Linked DNA regions of Homo sapiens: region 2 is linked to region 1. A link is an interaction called in ENCODE POLR2A ChIA-PET data of the cell type or tissue named here. Cell type or tissue: HepG2. All regions are shown on one strand. Each heading gives the region's core, and the rest is flanking DNA. Links, peaks and the distances in the headings are about the cores only. Region 1 has its middle 25 kb from the start of ETV4. Region 2 holds the start of LOC107985085 (a long non-coding RNA gene).

The links. ChIA-PET counts read pairs that join two places held together with the same protein. Peaks named below come from ENCODE experiments on the same cell type or tissue, not always from the same donor. Only the 100,000 strongest peaks of a DNase experiment are listed, where the experiment ranks them.
Region 2: POLR2A ChIA-PET joins it to region 1 with 8 read pairs; 27 of 35 experiments call an interaction of 5 or more read pairs at or near these places.

The regions. Positions count from the first base shown.
Region 1 is chr17:43,565,615-43,576,469 of GRCh38, forward strand. No RefSeq gene overlaps it. Among named protein-coding and RNA genes, the nearest start is that of ETV4, 25 kb to the left of the region's middle. In HepG2, for the core only: no CTCF peak of the experiment used is centred there; DNase peaks (open chromatin) are centred at 7,017 and 8,107; H3K4me3 peaks cover 944 bases.
Region 2 is chr17:43,681,772-43,693,864 of GRCh38, forward strand. All of the region lies in intron 3 of LINC02594 (long intergenic non-protein coding RNA 2594), which reads left to right. LOC107985085 (a long non-coding RNA gene) reads right to left here and starts at 8,992. Exons shown (of 3, transcript XR_001752895.2): 1 at 8,795-8,992. RefSeq lists enhancers at 8,821-9,321, 9,322-9,822. In HepG2, for the core only: a CTCF peak has its summit at 2,687 (motif pointing left); a DNase peak (open chromatin) is centred at 3,620; H3K4me3 peaks cover 389 bases; H3K27me3 peaks cover 1,509 bases.

The DNA of each region.
Region 1 (10,855 bases), core at 6,518-10,517:
TATTCCTTTTTTTAACTTTTAGGTTCAGGGGTACATGTGCAGGTTTGTTATATAGGTAAACTTGTGTCACGGGGTTTTGTTGTACAGATTATTTCATCACCTAGGTACTAAGCCCAGTACCCAATATTTGTTTATTTATTTATTTTTTTAGAAATAGGGTCAGCCGGGTATGGTGGCTCACGTCTGTAATCCGAACACTTTGGGAGGCCAAGGTGGGCAGATCACTTGAGGTAAGGAGTTTGAGACCAGCCTGGCCAACATGGTGAAAATCCATCTCTACTGAAAATACAAAAATTAGCCAGGTGTGGTGGCACAGGCCTATAGTGTCAGTTACTTGGGAGGCTGAGGGAGGAGAATAGCTTGAACCCGGGAGGCAGAGGTTGCGGTGAGCTGAGATCGCACCACTGCACTCCAGCCTGGGTGACAGAGCGAGACTCCGTCTCAAAGAAAAAAAAAAGAGAGAGACAGGGCCTCACTCTGTTGCCCAGACTAGAGCACAGTGGCACCATCATGCTCACTGCTGGCTGGAACTCTTGGGCTCAAGTGATCCTCCTGCCTCAGCTTCCCAAGTAGCTAGGGCTACAGGCACATGCCATCACACCTGGATAATTTTTTAATTTTTTGTTGAGACAGAGGTCTTGCTACATTGCCCAGGCTGGTCTCGACTCCTAGCCTCAAGGGATTCTCCCACCTAGGCTTCCTAAAGTGCTGGGATTACAGGTTGAGCCACCACGCCCAGCTGTGAAGTATTATTCTTTTGATTTTTTTTTTCAAACCTTTTAAAAATGTAAGAATGATTCTCAACTTGCAGGCTGTACACAAACAGGTAGGAGGCCATAACTGCTGACCCCTGGTCTAGAGGATAAATGAGTTGGAGCAGTCCTTGGCACATAGCAAGTGCTCAAGAAACCTCAGTTATTATCATTCTCACCCCTGTTGTACAGATGAGGGGCAAAGTGACTTATCCAGGTTTACCAGGGAGTTCACGGCAGAACTGGGCCTCTCATCTGGATCTCCTGAGTCTCAATCCACTTTGAACAAATGCTCAAGAAGGAAAGAGTCTAAGTTGTACATGACATCCCTTTTTCCAGGGCCCACATCTTGCAGCACAAAGTCTGGCTTCTAGAGAGACTAGAGCTCCTCTATGCTCTTGTTTCCTGCAGCAGCAGTGTGCTGAATTTCCTGATGTGGATGTCATTATGGGTCATCCAAGTGCACCTCTAGTTACATTTATATAAAGTTCAAATCCAGGCAAAGCTAATCTGTGCTATTATTATTAGAAGCCAGGAGAGTGGGCGGGGCACGGTGGCTCATGCCTATAATCCCAGCATTTTGGGAGACTGAGGCAGGCAGATCACCTGAGGTCAGGAGTTCAAGACCAGCCTGGCCTACATGGTGAGACCCTGTCTCTACAAAAGTACAAAAATTAGCTGAGCTTGATGGTGGGTGCCTGTAATCCCAGCTACTCGGGAGGCTGAGGCAGGAGAATCGCTTGAACCTGGAAGGCAGAGGTTGCAGCCAGCCGAGATCGCGCCATTGCACTCCACCCTGGGCAACAGAGCAATACTCCATCTCAAAAATAAATAAATAAATAAAGAAGCCAGGAGAGTGGTTACCTCTGGAAGGAGACACATGGAGGCTTCTGGGGTTGAGGAAACGTTCTGTCTCTTGATCTGGGAATGGACTTCGTGAAAAGGCATCAGACCTACACTGGGTACATTTCTAGGCAGATGTTCTAATCCAATAAAATGTACATAGAAGTAGCCCCAGCCGGGCGCAGTGGCTCATGCCTGTAATCCCAGCACTTTGGGAGGCCGAGGCGGGTGGATCACAAGGTCAGGAGATCGAGACCATCCTGGCTAACATGGTGAAACTCCGTCTCTACTAAAAATACACACACATACACACTCACAAAAATTAGCCGGGCATGGTGGCGCGCCTGTAGTCCCAGCTACTCGGGAGGCTGAGGCAGGAGAATGGCGTGAACTCGGGAGGCAGAGCTTGCAGTGAGCCGAGATTGAGCCACCGCACTCCAGCCTGGGCAACAGTGCAGCACTCCATCTCAAAAAAAAAAAAAAAAAAAAGAAAAAAGAAAAAGAAATAGCCCTAAAGCCATCTTGGTGAAGCAGTAAACTTTTAGTGTTCACTTTTAGTTTTAGGGACAGGAAGCAGAACTGATGTCATCCAAGCACTATTGCTGTGCTGAGCAGCAAAGGACATCACCCACAAGCCTTGCAGGTGGGACAGAAGGTCCTCTCATCCATACACATCTGGCACCTTGACATAGAAAGTGCCAGTTTTGCCGGGCGCGGTGGCTCACGCTTGTAATCCCAGCACTTTGGGAGGCCGAGGCGGGCGGATCACAAGGTCAGGAGTTCAAGATCAGCCTGACCAACATGATGAAACCCCGTCTCTACTAAAAATACAAAAATTAGCCAAGCGTGGTGATGTGCGCCTGTGATCCCAGCTACTCAGGAGGCTGAGGCAGGAGAATCGCTTGAACCAGGGAGGCGGAGGTTGCAGTGAGCCAAGATTGCGCTACTGCACTCCAGCCTGGGCGACAGAGTGAGACTCCGTCTCAAAAAAAAAAAAAAAAGAAAGTGCTAGTTTTGGTTGGCCGGGTGCAGTGGCTCATGCTTGTAATCCCAGCACTTTGGGAGGCCGAGATGGGCGGATCACTTGAGGTCAGGAGCTAAAGACCAACCTGTCCAACATGGTGAAACCCTGTCTCTACTAAAAATATTTAAAAATTAGCTGAGCATAGTGGTGCACGCCTGTAGTCCCAGCTACCTGGGAGGCTGAGGCAGGAAAATCGCTTGCACCCCGGAGATGGAAGTTGCAGTGAGCCGAGATTGCACCACTGCACTCCAGCCTGGGCGACAGAGCAAGACTCTGTCTCAAAAAAAAAAAAAAAAAAAAAGTTTGCTTCCTTGGAGCGCAGAAAATGTGTGAGTGTATGTGTGTGACAGTGTATATGTGTGGTGTGTGTGTGAGATGTTTGTGTGGTGTTTATGTGTGAGTATGCATGTGTGAGATGTGTGTGCATGTGTGAGCAACTGTGATTGAGTGTAGGGTGTATTAATGGTGTGTTTGTGGGTGGGAAGTGTGTGTGAGTGAACGTGTTAATTTTGTGTATGCATGAGTGGATGTATTTGTGAGGATATGTGTGGTGTGAGCTGTGTGTATGTACAAGTGGTTATGATTGTGTTTGTGAGAGTGAGGTGTATGAGTATGTGTCAGTATATGTATGGGTTGTATACGAGATGTGTGTGTAGATATGATGGGTGTGTGTGTACCTGTGCATGGGTATGATTGTGTATATGTGTGTATATGTATGATGTGTGAGATGTGTGTAAGTGGGTATAAGTGTGTGTGTGAGTCTGTGAGAACCACCCTAAAACAGAGCCCAGAAACTTTCCTCTCCCTTTGGAGTTGCGATTTGGGACTTTCTGGGGGCCTGTGTGGGCGCACGTGTGTAGTGTGTGGTACAGCAGAGGTGCTGGGACTCATTTCTCTGGCTCGAGTGCCTGGCAAACACTTGCTGCTGCTCCTCCAGTGAGCAGCTTTTATGTGTTTTTGTAATGCATGTCCCTTGATTGCTGCAGATTTATGCAGAGAAAACGGGTTCTGGTAACGGGCCGACCCTTTTAGCTGTTGCTCATTTGGGTGGATCTCAGGCCCTCTATTTGTTTCTGGAGGGTTTGCTGCAATTCTGTCTGAAATGTGTCAAGCTTCCTGCCTACGAGAAGACATTTATTTTATTCAGATGATTTAATTCTCTCATTCAGAGGGAACAAAACACACATTTTGCATTACAGGGGCCTGAAGGAGAGAGTGAGAAAGACAGAGGGATGCAGAAGGTTGAAATGTGGTGATTTCAGCTGGAGCTGGGAGAAGACTTCTGTCCAAGGGAACACACTTCACAACTGGGCGTAGTTATGGTGGCCCAAAGAATAAGGGCCTGTCTTTGGGACTTTTCTGTGAAAAACAACTGGTCTCGTTGGTGAGATTTGAGAAAGAACATTCCCTCCTTCCACCCTCTGTCACCCAGCTTGGCCCTTCTGGAGATCGGGCTTCCCCCAGTCTCAGTCTCCAGCAGCAGAGCCTGCCCAGTGCGATCTCCTGGCCCACCTCTGTGGGCTCCTCTCTCTCCCTCCCTTGAACTTGACTGTTTTCCTTCCAAGAACACACCACACCTCTGCATGTTTCTCTCTATTGCTTGGAACATCCTCCTTCACTCTTTTCTTTCTTTCTTTCTTTCTTTCTTTCTTTCTCTTTTTTTTTTTTTCTGAGACAGAGTCTCACACTGTCACCCAGGCTGGAATGAAATGGTGCAATCTCAACTCACTGCAACCTCTACGTCCCAGGTTCAAGCGATATCCTGCCTCGGCCTCCTGAGTAGCTGGGCTTACAGGCACCAACCACCACACCCGGCTAATTTTTATATTTTTAGTAGAAACAGGGTTTCGCCATGCTGGCCAGGCTGGTCTCGAACCCCTGACCTCAAGTGATCCGCCCACCTCGGCCTCCCAAAGTGCTGAGATTATAGGCATGAGTCACCACACCCAGCCCTCCTTCACTCTTGGCCTACTTGTTGAACCCTTATTTGTCCTTGTTATGTCCTCAGTTCATACTTTGCTTTTTATGATGTGCTTTCCCATTTCCTCTCCCTTGCAAATATCTTTTTTTTTTTTTTTTTTTTTTTGAGACAGAGTCTTGCTCTGCCGCCCAGGTTGGAGTACAGTGGCATGATGTCAGCTCACTGCAGCCTCTGCCTCCCCAATTCAAGTGATTCTTGTGCCTCAACCACCCAAATAGCTGGAATTATAGTTGTGTGCCACCACGCCTGGCTAATTTTTGTATTTTTAGTAGAGATGGGGTTTTGCCATGTTGGCCAGGCTGGTGTCAAACTCCTGGCCTCAAGTGATCCACCTGCCTCAGCCTCCCTAAGTGCTGGCATTACAGGCATGAGTCACCACGCCCAGCCATCCCTTGCAAATATCTTGACTGTGATGCTCACCACACTGAGCTATAATTCTTTGCCCATGTGTTTTTCTCCCACATTCAGCCATCAGTTTCTCTTGGGTACAGGTTGTGTCTTATTCATCTCTGAATCATCAGATCCTAGTGCAGTCCTTGCCTCGCAGGAGATACTGGCCTAGAAGCTTGCTGAATGAATGAATGAATGAATGAGCACACAATCAGGAGAATGGACAGGATGAACTGCACAGACACCCACATAGTTCCTCACCATCCCACCTCCTATGCCAGAGTCATTACACAAATATTCACTCCTGCAAACGCATACTTCTCACCCATAACTCATGGTGGCTGAACTGAATTCTAACAATTGATTCTTGTTCTGCACACATTGGCATTTTGCTTTCAGAAGAGCTCTGGTAGCTGTAGCAGTCCTTTAATTCATTTATTTATTTATTTTTATTATTTTATATATATTTTTTGAGACAGAGTTTTGCTCTTGTCACCCAGGCTGGAATGCAATGGTGCAATCTTGGCTCACAGCAACCTCTGCCTTCCGGGTTCAAGTGATTCTCCCACCTCAGCCTCCTGAGTAGCTGAGATTACAGGTGCCCACCACCATGCCCGACTAACTTTTGTATTTTTTTTTTCTTTTGAGACAGAGTCTCGCTCTGTCACCCAGGCTGGAGTGCAGTGGCGCGATCTCGGCTCACTGCAACCTCCACCTCCCGGGTTCACGCCATTCTCCTGCCTCAGCCTCCTGAGTAGCTGGGACTACAGGCGCCCGCCACCACGCCCAGCTATTTTTTTTTTTTTTTGTATTTTTAGCAGAGACAGGGTTTCACCATGTTAGCCAGGATGGTCTCGATCTCCTGACCTCGTGATCTGCCCACCTCAGCCTCCCAAAGTGCTGGGATTACAGGCGTGAGCCACCATGCCGGGCCTAATTTTTGTATTTTTAGTAGAGACAGGGTTTTGCCATGTTAGCCAGGCTGGTCTCGAATTCCTGACCTCAGGTGATCTGCCCGCCTTGGCCTCCCGAAGTGCTGGGAATACAGGCATGAGCCACTACAACCAGCCTTATTTTTATTTTTAATTATTATTATTATTATTATTATTATTTTTGAGACAGAGTTTCACTCTCTCACCCAGGCTGGAGTGCAGTGGTGCAATCTCAGCTCACTGCAAGCTCCGCCTCCCGGGTTCACCCCATTCTCCTGCCTCAGCCTCCCAAGTAGCTGGGACTACAGGCACCCGCCACCACGCCCGGCTATTTTTTTTTTTTTTTTTTGTATTTTTAGTAGAGATGGGGCTTCACCGTGTTAGCCAGGATGGTCTCGATCTCCTGACCTCGTGATCTGTCCGCCTCGGCCTCCCAAAGTGCTGAGATTACAGGCGTGAACCACCAAACCTGGCCCTATTTTTATTTTTTTGAGACAGAGTCTTGCTCTGTCGCCCAGGCTGGAGTGCACTGGCGCACTGCAACCTCCGCCTTCCAGGTTCAAGCGATTCTCCTGCCTCAGCCTCCCACATAGCTGGGATTACAGGCGTCAGCCACCACACCCAGCTAATTTTTGCATTTTTAGTAGAGACAGGGTTTCATCACATTGGCCACACTGGTTTCGAACTCCTGAGCTCAGGTGATCCACCCACCTTGGCCTCCCAAAGTGCTGGGATCTGCACCCAGCCTAATTTTTATATTTTTAGTAGAGATGGGGTTACACCTTGTTGGCCAGGCTAGTCTCGAACCCCTGATCTCAAGTGATCCACCTGCCTCAGCCTCCCCAAGTAAGCCACCGTGCCTGGCACAGCTGTCCTTTTAGACAAGGTTTACCTGAGCAGCACAGGATGAGGGAGAAAAGTGGGACTGGAGGGGCATTCCAATGTTGAACCAAGACCAAGTTGGGGGGCTTTGAGCTTTGGGGTCCTGGTCGGAAATGGGCTACTCTGAATGTGGTAATGGACTGGGGCAGGAGGGCCTGTGGTGAAAAGAGATCAGTGACTCAGAGTAGAGAAGGATCAAAGGCTGCCTACAGATGCTATCTCTATATAGATGAGTGTTCCTGCAGGCAACCAGCCACTCCTCTGCTGAACCCTCTTAGGCTCTAGTGAGACCAAATACAAGTATCTGGCACATTGAATGAATGAATGAATGAATGAATGAATGCTGTTTGACCTTGAGCAAACTATTTTACATTTCTGGGACTCACTTTTTCTCACCTGTAAGTTGTGGGGGGTTGAACTAGACACCTCCAGGGTTTCCACTGCCACGTCTCCCATCTCCCCTTTGTCAATTAGTGGTACATGCACTGCACATGCATCAATATCAAAGTATATGATATAATCATATACTTACATCAAATATGAATTTTGCCGTCTGGGCGTGGTGGTTCATGCCTATAATCCTAGCACTTTGGGAAGCCCAGGTGGGCGGATCACTTGAGGTCAGGAGTTCGAGACCAGCCTGGCCAACATGGTGAAAACCATCTATACTAAAAAAATACAAAAATTAGCCAGGCATGGTGCCACACGCCTATAATCTCAGCTACTCTGGAGGCTGAGGCAGGAGAATCACTTGAACCTGGGAGGCGGAGGTTGCAGCGAGACAAGATCACACCACTGCACTCCAGCCTGGGCAGCAGAGTGAGACTCCATCTCAAAAAAAGGAAAGGATTTTGCCTAATTCCTCTTGGTAGCCCCTTGAACTCTTAGTAGAGGAGGATGGAGACTCTGGAGTCAAACAACCCTTGGTTTAAATTTTTGAGTTTGCCATTAGCTAACTATGTGATTTAGGACAGGTTTCTTCTCTTTGCTTCTGGGCTGTCATCCACGAAGTAGGAATAATAATCATTGTGTTTATCACTCAGTTACAAGCATCAAGTGAGATAATATGTTCAAAAGAGTTTTGAAACCTGCAAACGTCACTAAGGTGTTATTTATGATTATCCCACATAGGAGGTGATCAGGAAAGGCTCACTAAATGAATGGGTGACTTTCTGGACTTGCTTCTATTTTTACTCCAGCTCTGTGAACGTCAATTCTTTAGAGTTTTTTTTTTTTTTTAAATGGACTTTAACCTAACTCTGCAGAGACCTTGAGGCAAGGCAGCCAGGAGTTCCCCATCACTTCATAAAGCTCACCACCTAAGTGCTCCAGCTTTGTCCCTCTCATAAGTCAACAGGGTGGGTGGGGGCTGGGAGGGGGAACAAAGGAGCTGTTAGCAGGTAGGAGCAAATCAGCCCATCTCTGTGCAAGTCACCACCAATAAAACTTAATCAATGCAACCCCTTTTAAGTTGGTTGGATCAGTGACCCAGAAAATAGCTCCCCTGCAGAAAAGGAAATGATAGTCAATAAACTGAGACGTCAATGGGAAAAATCTATTAAAGAGAGTGAGATATCAGGAGACCTCTGGTGTTAACGGAGACCCTTTGGAATGGAGCCATGGATCCAAGAGCAAGTTTTTAACCCTCTCGAGGCCCAGAGTAGCCTCTGCCCCAACTCAGTCGGCAGCAGAGCCTGCAGCTTCTGCAGCTTCGCTGGGCCCCTGGGTCTCCCCACACCATATTGAGGAGTACCTGCTGTCTAATTTCTTTGTGCCACTTGCCTGTTCAAACTGGTGCTTTGGGGTGCACGTGTTCCCTCCTAGGTGGTCAGCAGGTGGGGTTGGCCTGAGGCTCTGTTTGGGGTGCTGCCTAGAGATGACACCTCTCTGGCCCACAGAGAAATGAGCTGGAGGTCTCTGCCTCAGTTCCCTCCGAGTTATAACACCTGCTCTGACCTGGGTGTTGGGAGCTAGAGGTCAATGCCTTGCCCTTGACCAGGCCTCCTGACACCGTCCTGCCAGTTAGCAGGAGCCACTCCTCTAGAGTTTAAAAGGAAGCGAAACCTGTCCCCAAGAAACCGGCTGAAGATAAGGTAAAGCGCATGGCACAATAGCGTTCGCGTGGCACAGTGGCGTTCGCTTGGCCTGCACACTGCTTCAGCGACTCTTCCAGCTCGCTGTCATCAAGCAGGGCAGGGAACGAGGGACACTGTGGTGGGCTGGTGGGCTTCAGGGTAAAGCTATGTTAAACAGAAAAACTTGGGAGCACATTGGTAGGAGAGCAGCTCTTGTGATAGTGTGTGCTGGTTCTGGGAATGCTGCACAGCCTGTGCCATGCCTGTTGTCACCAGCAGCACCAGGCTGCACATACTGTGTCTGTCTGTGTCTGTGTCTGTGTGTGTAGCTGCTGAGTTTGTCTCACAGAGCCAAGGCTGCTGCTAAAGAACGTCACCAACAGACAGTGACAATGTCTTCAGTAAAGGACATTTGGACATGCTGATGCATTGCAAATAAATGTGAAAATGTTAGAGTAAGTTTAAAAGGGGGCATGTTTACATGGAATTGGGGTGAGCTTGACAGGGCCTGGCTTGGGCAGAGGGTTGCAGGGAGCAAGACTTGTGCCTTTCCTCCTTTCATTTGCTTTTGGACACAACCTTTTGCTGGTGAACTCTCTGTCCAGTGACTACATGCACCCTTTATTATTATTATTGCTATTGTTTAATCTTTGAGTTTTACAGTCTCTCTTTAGAAACGGGAGTCACAGAGCCACGGTATTTATGTCATCTAGATCAGCCGACTGTAGGGGAGATATTGACAATTTCCTGGTCTATTTGGGACAGTTCCAGGGCCCACAGGTGGGTGACTGTGCTTCAAGAAGCCACAAAGCTCACACGAATCAGCTAAGATTAGCTTAGCTAAGATTAGCTAAGCTAAGATTAGTTGATCACAGATACATATCCCCAGATAGAGGTAAAGGGCATCCTCACAGCTCCCCCCTTCCTTCTCTCCTGCTGCTGCCCGTGTTGCTTATGGGAAGTCAGCTGTTATGGGGATAGGAGTGGTTAAATGCAGTGGGGGTTGTGAAAGATGTTCTAATATGTTTGTGGGGGTTGCTTATAAGCAATTTTATGAATATATAATTTTTGGAACTGGGCTGGTCCTGTTCCTATAACACAGGAACGCACCAGGAGAATCACTTTTCCTAACAGTATGAGAACCAGATGGGTCTCTGTCTTCATTCACCCCCTCAGATTGGCCATGGACTCTGGGAGGTTGGTGGGGGGTGTTTAGTGGTAAAAGAATAAATTGACAAATATGCCCCAGACACAGGAGTCGAGTCCCTGGTTCCTCTGAGTCATGAGTTTACGCCTTTTTTAGGGTCTGGTGGTTTTTCTTTGGCATTTCAGGGAGCATTCAGAAAGCACTGATGTGCCCTAAGTCAGCATGGTGAGCCCAGAGGCTAGGGTGAGGCTTCCTCCACTCCCATCCCAGGAGTAGGGCAGGGGTGTTCCTTAGAGACCTCGCTCTCTCATCCCCTTCAACTCAGTGACCCCCTCAACTGCAGAGGCCTGTGAAGATGGAGCCTGATGTAGCTGAGGATAATGAATACTCATTCCTGGGCAGGCCGCCTGAGCTCTAGAGTTAGGGGAGCTTTCTCGGAGTTTCACGGTCATCTCGTTCTAGCTGTGTGAAACTGGGCATCACTTTACCTCTCCGAGCCTCAGTCTCCTCATCTGTAAAATGAGGGCCGATAATATCTCCCTCACAGTGTTGCTTTTAGGATCAAACAAGACAAGGTATGTATAACATATTTATCGTGGTCACTGGCACAAAAAAGGAGCTTGGAAATGGTAGGTTTTTTATTATTTATTTATTTATTTATTTATTTATTTATTTATTTATTGAGACAGAGTCTCACTCTGTCACCCAGGCTAGAGTGCAGTGGCATGATCTCGGCTAACTGCAACCTCCACCTGCTGGGTTCAAGCAATTCATTTGCCTCAGCCTCCCAAGTAGCTGAGACTACAGGCATGTGCCACCATGCCCTGCT
Region 2 (12,093 bases), core at 1,968-5,967, 110 kb after region 1:
ACATTAGCCGGTATAGTGGTGCGTGCTTGTAGTCCCAGCTACTCAGGAGGCTAAGGCAGAAGGATCGCTTGAACCCGGGAGGCAGAGGTTTCAGTGAGCTGAGATCACGCCACTGCACTCCAGCCTGGGCAACAGAGTGAGACTCCATCTCAAAAAAAAAAAAAAAAAGAAAGAAAGAAAGAAAAAAAGAAAAGGTCCCAACCTACTCACTTATTGTTCACTTGCATCAAATGCTAGGTTCAGTGTATTGTTCTTGTAAGATTAGAAATGGAGAGATGGGTCAGAAGGGGTTGGTCAAAATAGACCTCTCAACCCAAGCAGACAGGGCTGGCTTCATGGCCGGGCAACCATGCAGGACCCAGGGCTCTAAGATAAGAAAGGCACGTAGTTTAATGCTTTGCTGTCCCATCTTGATACTGTTTTTTTTTTCTTTTTTTTTTGGAAATGGAGTTTCACTATTGTCACCCAAGATAAAGTACAATGGCGTGATCTCAGCTCACTGCAATCTCTGCCTCCTGGGTTCAAGCAATTCTCCTGCTTCAGCTCCTTGAGTAGCTGGGATTACAGGCATGTACCACCACACTCAGCTAATTTTTGTATTTTTAGTAGAGACGGGGTTTCACCATGTTGGCCAGGCTGGCTGGTCTCGAACTCCTGATCGCAGGTGATCCACCCACCTCGGCCCCACAAAGTGCTGGGATTACAGGCATGAACCACCGTGCCTAGCTGATATTCTTAATTTATGAAGGAAGGGCCCCAAATTTTCATTTTGCACTGGGCCCACAAATAACGTAGCAGGTCCCACAAACAAATTCGTCTAGATTCAGAGGGCCCCTTGCCTTCCTCCTCTGCTCACATTCGTTCCTTTCTCCCATCACAGGCGGGTACCCTACCTTGGGGGATTTGCCCCAGAATAAGCCTTTTTTTTCCCTTCTAACATTTTAATGAAAAATTTCAAGTGTATAGCAATGTTGAAAAGATTTTATAGTGAGCACCCATACACCTGCCACCCAAAGTCTACCATTAATGTCTTCTGGACTTACTTTTGCCGTCTTATTCATACTCTGCCTGGACTGTCCTCAGCTACAGGACTCACATCTCTTGCCGACAGCTCTAAGGCTTCCAGTCCTGCTGTCTGGACCAAGAAAGGCTTCCTGGGCTCTGAGTGTCAAATGGCGGCCTTCAAGGAAGGGGAATGGTGGAAAAGGCCGTGGGGGGTTTTGGAGAAATTGCTAGGGAAAGACTGGCACCAGAGTTCCACCAGCCCAGGCAATGGGGGGTACAGAACCCATAAGATGAGTTCTAGAAAAGCAAGGAAGGTTTCGTTCTGGAGTTTGTGGACTGAGGTTTCCATTTGTGACTAGGATTCTCATTGGTTCCTTATGTAGTTTCTTACGCCCTGCATAGTCTTCTAAGCATTTCTCACAGACGTGGTCTGGGGGCGAACACCAGCAGCCCTGAGAGGTGGCTAAAGAGGAGATTCTTCTCTCCACTTCACATCGTAGGAAACTGAGTCTCAGAGGTTCCTTCCCTGGCCTGCCCACAACCCCAGGGCTAAAAGAGGCAGACCAAGCCCAGGGCCTTGAACCCCAACAATGGGCCTCTTTCTTTTGATCCCATGATAGGGGTGCAAAAGCATTGCATTCCCCTGGGTAATTTGAAGAAAAAACCCAAAAAACTCCAACTTTGTCTCCAGGAAAAAGAGGGTGTCTGGGCTATGATTTACCTCTGAGGGTGTGGTTGCACTGAGCGTGATCACACTTCAAAGGGTTAGATCTCATTTCTCTGCCTTTCTAGCTTGGGCCCAGGGCTCAGAAATGTGTGGACTCCCTCACAGCCCCTCCCAGCATCCCTGCCCCCTCCCAACTGCCTTGGGCAGGTGACACCTGTATTATTGCTAAGGGTTAAAAAGCCCCCAAATCAATAAAACCCATTAATGAGTGTTGGTACCTCGAAGGCTACAGATAAATCCCTTCTACTCAGTGAGTTCAATCCCATAAAACAGCTCTCCCCTTTCAATCCTAGCATTCATTTGATAGAAAATGTGGAGAAATTTTAAAAAGGTGACTTACTAATTGCCTGTAAAATAAAAGGCAGATGGAAGCTTTATTACAGTTGAAGGAAGTCGGGAATATTAAGGTAAAATGTCAAATAACAATTGATTTTCCTTAGACATAAAGGGGCGATTTATGGCTTCCTAGTTACTACAAACGAGAAATTATTTGAAGTTCTGAAAAGTATGAGGAGAAATAAAGATTAAATAGAAGATGAAATCATAGGGATTTCTCTGGGAGGTGACTTCAGTGCCCCTGGGGACTAGAATTCATGTGGCCAGTGGCCTAGCCAGCTGGGGCTTGGCAGTTTCAAGATTTAGAGGCAAGGTGTCTCTGAGGAGCGGGGAAGTGGCTGTTTGCTTTGTGTCTGAGGAACTAGGAAAGAAAGATGAAGATAGGGAAAGTTGTGGTTAGGGCCAATTTCAGACTGAGGGATGTGGGATTAGGGGATTCTTGTGGATGGGCCTATAGCTCTGCTTCCTGACTAGCAGATACTGGGGATCTGGGGAAGGGAAGGGTGAGCTGCCTTTCCTGGGACTTCGATGGCATCCTTACAGTCAGGGGACACTGTCCTTGCTGGGTCCCGGACATCAGTGTCTATGTATCCCTGCAAGCCACAGCACTATCCAGGCCCTCTGGTGGCTTTGCTTGGTCTGGGCCAACCTGGTCTCCACACTGACAGTCAAAGACGAGGAGAGGAAAAAGAACTCACGGCTAGGCGTGGTGGCTCCTGCCTGTAATTCCAGCACTTTGAGAGGCCGAGGCGGGTGGATCCCTTGAGCCCAGGAGTTTGAGACCAGCCTGGGCAACATGGCGAAATCCCCGTCTCTACAAAAAATAGAGAACAATTACCCAGGAATGGTGGTACTCTGGAGGTTGAGGTGGGAAGATGGCTTGAGCTCGGGAGGTTGAGGCTACAGTGAGCTGTGATTGTGCCACCGCACTCCAGCATGGGCGACAGAGCAAGACACTGTCTCAAAAAAAAGGCTCATTTCCAGGCTGCCAGGCTTATGTTAGCCTGGGGTCCCGCAGGAGCTGACCTGAGACAAGTACTTGAGGGCAAGTTGTTTGTTTGAGGGATGCTCACAGGAAGCTCCAGTAGGAGGGTAGGGAGGTGACCCAGGGAAGGAAGGCAGCTTACAGGGGCGTGTTGTCAGGAAGGGCACCCCGGCGGGTGACGGAAGCTTAATTTTGCTGGGAAACTCAGGAGCCAGCATGGAACCTGCACCTCAGAGTTATCCCACTGGAAGGATGAGGGAGCGGGTACTTATACACCAACTCCATCCCCGTCCTTTGTTAAGGCTGCTGGATGGAGTGGGTGGGACACTCATTCTTCAGCACTCCCAGGGGCCCTCAGGCTGTCAGAAGTTAGGTCCGTTGGGCTCCAGGATGAGGGGACCCCCAGAAGATGCGGGAGGGCGTCCGCAGCATCTGCCTCTGTGCTTTCCCTGTTTATCTGAATCCTCATAATTCCCGCCACATGCAGATCAGAGCCCCCAGCTTTATGGAAGAGAACACAGGTTTGGAGAAGATAAAGAGCATTCCCACAACTAGGAGGTGGGGAAAGCTAGGAGTTCAGCCCAGAGCTCCCTGACTTCAAAGTCCATTCTCTTTCTACTTCCTGATTTTTTTTTTTTTTTTTTTTTTTTGAGACGGAGTTTCACTCTGTTGTCTAGGCTGGGGTGCAGTGGCACAAACTTGGCTCACTGCAGTCTCTGCCTCCTGGGTTCAAGCAATTCTCCTGCCTCAGCCTCTCGAGTAGCTGGGACTACAGGCGCCCGCTACCATGCCTGGCTAATTTTTTGTGTTTTTAATAGAGACAGGGTTTCACCGTGTTGGCCAGGCTGGTCTCGAACTCCTGACCTCAGGTGATCCGCTTGCCTTGGCCTCCCAAAGTGCTGGGATTACAAGCACGAGCCACTGTGCTCGGCCTACTTCCTGATTTTTGTATAAGACACATCCCAGCAGCATGGTAGACTGAAGACTCCTGGGCCCACTCTCAGAGATTCTGCTCTGGCAAGGATGTGTTTATTGGTGAGAGGGGTGTCCAGGAATACGTGCCTTTTTTTTTTTTTCTAGAGACAGGGTCTCGTTGTCCAGGCTGGAGTGCAGTGGTGCAATCATAGCTTACTGCAATCTCAAACTTCTGGGTTCGAGCGATCCTCCTATCTCAGCCTCCTAAGTAGCTGGGACTACAGGTGCACGCCACCATGTCTGGCTAATTTTTAAATTTTTTCTGGAGTTGGGGTCTTGTGATGTTGCCCAGGCTGATCTTTAACTTCAGGTCTCAAGAGATCCTCCCACCTTGGCCTCCCAAATTTTTGGGATTACAGCCATGAGCCACTATGCCCAACTAGAATATGCACTTTTTTTTTTTTGAGACCGAGTTTTGCTCTTGTTGCCCAGGCTGGAGTATAATGGTGCGATCTCGGCTCACCGCAACCTCCCCCTCCCAGGTCCAAGCGATTCTTCTGCCTCAGCCTCCTGAGGAGCTGGGATTACAGGCATGTGCCACCATACCAGGCTAATTTTGTATTTTTAGTAGAGATGGGGTTTCTTCGTGTTGGTCAGGCTGGTCTTGAACTCCTGACCTCAGGTGATCAGCCCCGCCTGCTTTGGCCTCCCAAAGTGCTAGGATTACAGGCATGAGCCACCAAGCCTGACCTTTTTTTTTTTTTTTGAGACAGAGTCTTGCTTTGTCACCCAGGCTGGAGTGCAGTGGCACGATCTCGGCTCACTGCAAGCTCTGCCTCCCAGGTTCATGCCATTCTCCTGCCTCAGGCTCCCAAGTAGCTGGGACTACAGGCACTTGCCACCACGCCCGGCTAATTTTTTGTATTTTTAGTAGAGATGGGGTTTCACCGTGTTAGCCAGGATGGTCTTGATTTCCTGACCTCGTGATCCACCTGCCTTGGCCTCCCAAAGTGCTGGGATTATAGGCGTGAGCCACCGTGCCCGGCCTTTTTTTTTTTTTTTTTTTTTTTTGAGACAGGATCTTGCTTGGTTGCCCAGGCTGGAGTGCAGTGGCCTGATTACAGCTCACTGCAGCCTCAATCTCCTGGACTCAAGCAATCCTCTCACCTCAGCCTCTTGAGTAGCTGGGACCACAGGTGTGTGCTACCACACCCAGATAATTTTTGTGCTTTTTGTAGAGACAGGGTTTCGACATGTTGCCCAGGCCGGACTAAAATTCCTGGGCTCAAGTGATCCTCCTGCCTCAGCTTCCCAAAGTGCTGGGATTACAGGTATGTGCCATCGTCACCAGCCAGAATATGCATTTTCTTTTTTTCAGACGGGGTCTCACTCTGTTGCCCAGGCTGGAGTGCAGTGGTGTGATCTCAGCTCACTGCAACCTCTGCCTTCTGAGTTCAAGCGATTCTCCTGCCTCAGCCTCCCAAGCAGCTAGGATTACAGGTGTCTGCCACAACACCCGGCTAATTTTTGCATTTTTAGTAAAGATGGGGTTTCACCATGTTGGTCAGGCTGATCACAAACTCCCGACTGCAAGTGATCCGCTTACCTCGGCCTCCCAAAGTGTTAGGATTACAGGCATGAGCCATTGTGCCTGGCCGAATATGCACTTTTAATAAGCATCAGCCAGGCTAGGCAGGCCGGGGGCCACACTCGAGAACATTTGCACCACAGCCACTGGCTACCTGCCCCTTTTTCCATAAGGTTCCACTGCCCTCTCTCCCCTCTATCTGGGTCTGTTCTTCAGGTTCTTCCCTGGGAGCTCTCTGAGTGACATAACTGTCCCCAAGTGCTGGGAGATGGAGAGAGGAATCACCAGACTGGAGCAGGCCCCCAGAGCGGAGATGGGAAGGGGAGGCTGGTGTTCTGAGGCTCCCGAGGCAGTGAGAGGTGACCGGAGGCAGTGAGAGGTGACCGAAGACAGTGGCTGAGAACCAGGGAGGGGCTGCGGGAAAAAGCCCTGGGTGCAAGTCGCTCTTTCCTTAGCGTCTTTGAGAGGAGGGATGGGGAAAGGTGAGGTACTAGGGAAAACCATCTGGAAGGAGGTCAGGCTGCAGAAAAGCTGCAGGAGTCTGGGGGACTAAGAAAACAGTGGGAGACCCCGCTGCAGCCCAGCACGTGAGGGTGAGAACGTCATGAATGAGGGAAGAGCAGGCAGGGGGTGGTGGCCTTGTGGCCTCTGGAGAGGAGGAGCCACATGACTCTGGGGTGATCTGGGGTGACCCTCAGGGTAAGGGTACCTCCCTAGCACTGAGTACAGAGGGAAGCCTACACTGCCAGGTGCAGTTTCCCTGGCAATGCTTCTCCTTCTAACACTATGTGAGTTTCCTAGTGCTGCTGTAACAAACTGCCATAAACCAAGTGGCTTCAGAGAACACAGACGGACTATGACAGTTGTGGAGGGAAGAAGTTTGAAAAGCGGGGTGCCCGCAGGCTGCAGTGCTTCTGCAGGCTCCAGGGAGAATCTGGTCCTTGCCTCTTCCAGCCTCTAGAGCCTGCCGCACTCCTTGGCTCATGGCCCCGTGTCATTGTAGCCTCTGCTTCTGCCATCACATCTCCTCCTCTGCCTCTCCTGCCTCCCTCTGTCCTTTATAAGAACGCTTTTGAGTATATTGGACCCATCTGGATAGTCCAGGATAAATCCCTCCATCCTCATATCCTTAATTTAATCACACCTGGAAGGTTCCCTTTGCCACATAAGGTAACATATTCACATTGGGACAGTTAGGGGATTGGGATGTGGACATCTTTTGAGGTGGGAAGAAGGAGCTGGGGTTCTTTTTAACATTTTTTTGAGACAGGGTCTCTGTCACCTAGGCTGGAGTGCAGTGGTGTGATTGAGACTCACTGCAGCAGCCTCAACCTCCTGGGCTCAAGTGATCCTCCCACCTCAGCTTCCTGAGTAGCTGGGACTACAGGTGTGCACCACCATGCCCAGATGATTTTTGTATTATTTTAATATTTTGTACACATGGAGGTCTTTTAATGCTGCCCAGGCTGGACTCAAACTCCTGGGCTCAAGCAATCCTCCCGTCTTAGCCTCCCAAAGTGCTGGGATTACAGGTGTGTGCCACCAGACCCAGCCCGGACCTGGGGTTCCTGTCTCATGTCAGCCTTAGCAATCTGGGTGACCCTGGGCAAGGCCTATCCCCTCTCTGGGCCTTTGTTTCTCCACCTGTGCAATGAGGCTGTTCCCTCTGGCTCCTTCACTCTGAGTTTTTCAGTTGGGAGAATATCTTGGCAGGGAGCAGAGGTCGGCGGGGGTGGTTGTCATTCCATTTCAGGGCCTCTCAGAGTCCTGCCGTGGTGTGCACTGTGTGTGTGTTTAATTTTCTACATTTGGATGTGATCCTAATCCAATAAATGCTTAGGAGACTTCTATAGAATAGATTAATTTTTACTAGAAAAAAATATAATTGGCTGATGTTAAGGCTACTGCCCTGACAAATCTGCCTTGGCCATATATCTGAGAAGGTAAAAGACCCGCTACGCTTGCACATAAATATGCCATCTTCCCCACAGGCCCTGGAGAAGCACCCCGGGGAGGTTTCCCTTGGTGATTTATTCTTCATTAATAAGCTCTATGCTATATTAGGATCAGATTTATGACTCTGCCTTTCTAATATTTCTGACATTTCATCTGAAAAGAATTACAAATGAAATCTTGAAACTTTGCCACTTCTCCCTGCTAGTGCTCTGGCACTCTGTGTCCAAGGGGAGATGGTGGGCTGGGGAGACCCCAAGAAGCAGGGACAGAGGCATGTTTCTCAGGGAAAGGAGCGATCAGCTTGACTTTGGGAGAGCTTTATTCAGTTTGCAAGCAGCTTGGGAGGTGAGCGGTTCAGGCGAGAAGGCTGCAGACCAGACCACAAGCCCAGCAGCAGCAGTGATGCCTGTAACATGTATGAGATGGTGGCAGGCACATTCATTCATTCAACAGCTATTTGTTAAGCACTTTACTGTGTGCCAAACACTGTGCTGCTTGGTGCTTGGGATACAGGAAAGAATAAAAGTGAAGCAGTGATGAAGATCTTGGCCTTCATGCATATGGTGTTCTAGCAGAGGTAGGGGAGTGTCAAGCACTGATGAATGAAAATCCTGAATAGGTAAAATATATCATATGTTCACACGTGGTAAGGGCTATGGCAAAACAGAAACAAACCCTCCACACAGGGAAAAGGGAACCAAGAGTGCCGGGTGGTCAAGTTGCAATGTTAATTAAGAAAGCACTTCAACTCATCAACTCAAGGAACCGTATTATCCCCATTTTACAGATGAGGACGGAGGCTCAGCGTGGATTAGGAGCTACACAAAGACACAAAGGGAACTTTGCACAACTTGAAAGTTTGCAAAGTGCCGTCTGAGCCATTAGTCTCCCTTCTCCCCACTGACTGCCCTACCACAATCACATGGGGACCATAAAAATACTGTTGCCTGGGTCCCGCTCCCCTGAGGCTTTGATTCAATTGGTTTGGATGCAGCCTGGGACTTGGCATGTGACTCTTGTGGTGCCAGGACTAAGAATCTTGTGTGAACTCCCAGCACAGCCTCTCAGGCCTCTATTTTCTCACCTGCAAGATGTGGGTAAAAATATTCACCCTGTACTGCAAGAGGATGTCAGGAGTGAAGGCAGAAACACAGCACCAGCCCTCCAGGACCCCCAACCCCTCCCCCACCCCAATCCTTCACCCCTGTTGTACCTTCTGACCTCAAAGTGGCTCTGATTATTTCACTCCCACAGGCCACTGGCTCAGAGGTATAGAGCTCACCTGTGGCAGATGGAGATGCGGATCTGAGGCTTCTGATGCTGCCACACCCAGCGGCGCCCCCCAAATTCCGGGCCCCTGGATGACATCTGGTCTGTTCCTGCAGCATCAGAGCACAATAGAGCCAGCCACCAGTCCCAGCCCTGCCTGCATCCCATCCATTCCTGGGTGCCTAACCCCGAGGATCCCCTGGCAGTATGATGCGGACCTGTCTTGGATCCCAGGGATATGCTGGCCACGGGGAGGAGCCGGAAACCAACCTTTGTGTCACTGTGTAGTGACAAGTGCCTTTGGAGGTCACAATAGCCAGTGGTGATTTCTACCACTGCCCCCAGCAGCCAAGGTGGCAGAGGAGCCCTGTCAGTCACCCCCATTCTGTTCATGGTCTCACGGTGGGCTCCACATGGGGGGTGGCAGCCCTCTCCCCCACCCCACCCGACCCCTTTCGACAGATAGGGTAATACAAATACAAATAACACCAAAAGATTGAGTTGCTGGGCAGAAAGGGACCAAAGGCCAGTGTGTGTGTGAGGGGTGGGGGCAGGGCAGGAGAGGAGCAGCAAAAGGCTGTGACCGCCTGGCTGAGCACTGGATACTCACTGAAGGGCAGGGAGGCTTCCTGGAGAAGGAGACCTGGCAGGGGCTGAGGGAGTGATGCCAGGCATGGGGGTTTGGAGGGACCCCAGGCATGGCATGCCTCCATTCCTCCCTGTGCTATCCACTCTATATAAGGGGTGCTGTGCAGGGAGACAGCTTGCATCCAAGCAGGGAGGCAGGGAGGATGAGAGGCAGAGAGGAGCCCAGCTGGGTTGATGGAAAGTCTGGGAAATGCAGGAAATCCAGGAGGGGGAGAATGATTCCAAGCTGTGGCCTGTGATGGGCCTTGAAACCAGGTGTAGGCACTTGGATCTGATCGCTGGGGAGCCAGAGCTGCTTCCTGAGCAGCAGAAGGGCAGGATGCGAATCAGACTAGGGGCAGTGGGAGGAACTGAGAGGCCTCAGGTCACCGGAGAAAATGCACAGGGCCGGGAGGCAGAGATGCTCCTGTTTTCTTGCTCTGGGGCTCAGGACAGTCAGTCACCCTGAGCTTCAGACTCAGCTCACTCATTTTGCAGAGATCCTGACGGCGATGCTTCAGGATGATCTGGGAAGAGTCAATGAGGTAAAATATGTGAAATATGCCTTGAAAACTACAAACCACAGCACATGTTCTGTTTTTGCTTCTGCTTGATGGACTCAGTGAGATGGTGGGGACAAGAATTAGAGAAGCCCATGAGGAGGCCAAGGGGCACCAAATAGACCCACCAAGGACCAGTGGGGACTTAGAGAAAGGATGAGTCAGAGAGAAATGACAGGAGCAGAAGGCAGGCCTTGTATGGAGGATGAAGGTGAAGATCATACACCATTAAACTTGAGAAAGAGGCGGGAGGAGCTGCCATTTCTTGAGTCTACTGGATGCCAGCAGTAGTGCTGGGCAAGGGCTTAACAGGTGGGGAAATCGAGGCACAGAGAGGTTAAGTAGCTTGCCTAAGATCACCCAGTTAGTAAGTAGCAGAGCCTGGCAGCTTAACTCCAAAGTCTTTGTACTAAAGCCAGATTTTCCAAATTTGCCCAACTGTAAGAATCACCTGGGCCTGTAATCCTAGCATTTTGGGAGGCTGAGGTGGGTGGATCACCTGAGGTCAGGAGTTTGAGACCAGCCTGGCCAACATGGTGAAACCCTGTCTCTACTAAAAATACAAACAATTAGCCGGGCGTGGTGGCAGGTGCCTGTAATCCTGTAATCCCAGCTACTTGGGAGGCTGAGGCAGGAGAATTGCTTGAACCCCAAAGGTGGAGGTTGCAGTGAGCTGAGATTGCGCCATCGCACTCCAGCCTGGGCAACAAGAGAGAAACGCCATCTCAAAAAAATAAAAGCCCGGGAGTTTATTACAGATGCATATTCCCAGGCCCCTCCTACGGAGGTTTTGAGTTAGTGAGTCCAAGGCCTTCTGCCTCTTCCCAATGTATTCATTATGCACCATCATTACTCTTGTTCAGATACAATGTGAGTGATAGCTTGTCTCTGGCAGCACAGCAGCCACACCCAACCAATCCAGACCTCAGTCATGAGGGTGCCAATCACAGCTAACATTTTTTTTTTTGAGACGGAGTCTTGCTCTGTCGCCCAGGCTGGAGTGCAGTGGCACGATCTTGGTTCACTGCAGCCTCTGCCTCCTGGGTTCAAGCGATTCTCCTGCCTCAGCCTCCTAAGTAGCTGGGATTACAGGCACCTGCCACCATGCCCGGCTAATTGTATTTTTAGTAGAGATGGGGGTTTCACTATGTTGGCCAGGCTGGCCTTGAACTCCTGACCTTGTGAGCCACCTGCCTCAGCTTCCCAAAGTGCTGGGATTACAGGTGTGAGCCACCGCACCTGGCCCACATAGCTAACATTTAATCAGCACATACAGGGCCATGCTCATCATTTTTTGCGCACAATGCCATTTAACCTTCACAACAGCCTGTGAGAAGGTGTGTTAGCCTCATTTTACAGAGGAAGAAACTAAGGCCCAGAGAAGTTATGCAACTTGCCCAAGGACACACAGCTTGAAGGAGCTGAGGTTTAACCCGTTTCTACGGGGTCTGAATCCTCCTTACCACCCCTATCTCCCCTGACTCCCAGGTTGTGTTTGGTGTACTTGGGTAGTGTCCAGCTGACAAATGAGATGTTTTAGCTTCAGACAGTCTATGCCATGTAGAAATGCACCCAGGACTGTGCATATTAGGGAGGTTTGCAAATGTGTCCACATTAGATAATTTTTCTCAAAATGCCCCTCACTGAACTTCTGTCATGCAGTATGTACTGAGCACCTGCCTCTTGCTAGGTCCCGGGAGAGAGGATGAAGAGGGCAGAGCCCCCACCCTCAGGGGACCTGAAAAATGGGAGTCCTTTGTGCTCATGGAAGCAGGGCCTTGGGGCCTCAGCACTATGGACATTTGGGGCCGGGTAATTCTTTGTTGTGGGGGGCTGTCCTGTAGATTGCAGGATGCTCCGCCGCATCCCTTGCCCCTGCCCTCTAGAAGCCAGTAGCACCCTCCAGTTGTGAAAGCCGTAAAATGTCTCCAGACATTGCTCCCAGTTGAGAGCCACTTCATTAAAGAAAAAAAAATAAAAAAGATTTCTGTATCCTCTATACATGGACTGAATTTCACTGACATTTCTCTAAAATAACTGAATCTATTTCTATACTCATTTTTTTTTACCAGCTGCCATTTTATTTATTTTTCTTTTCTTTCTTTTTTTAAGAAACAGGGTCTCA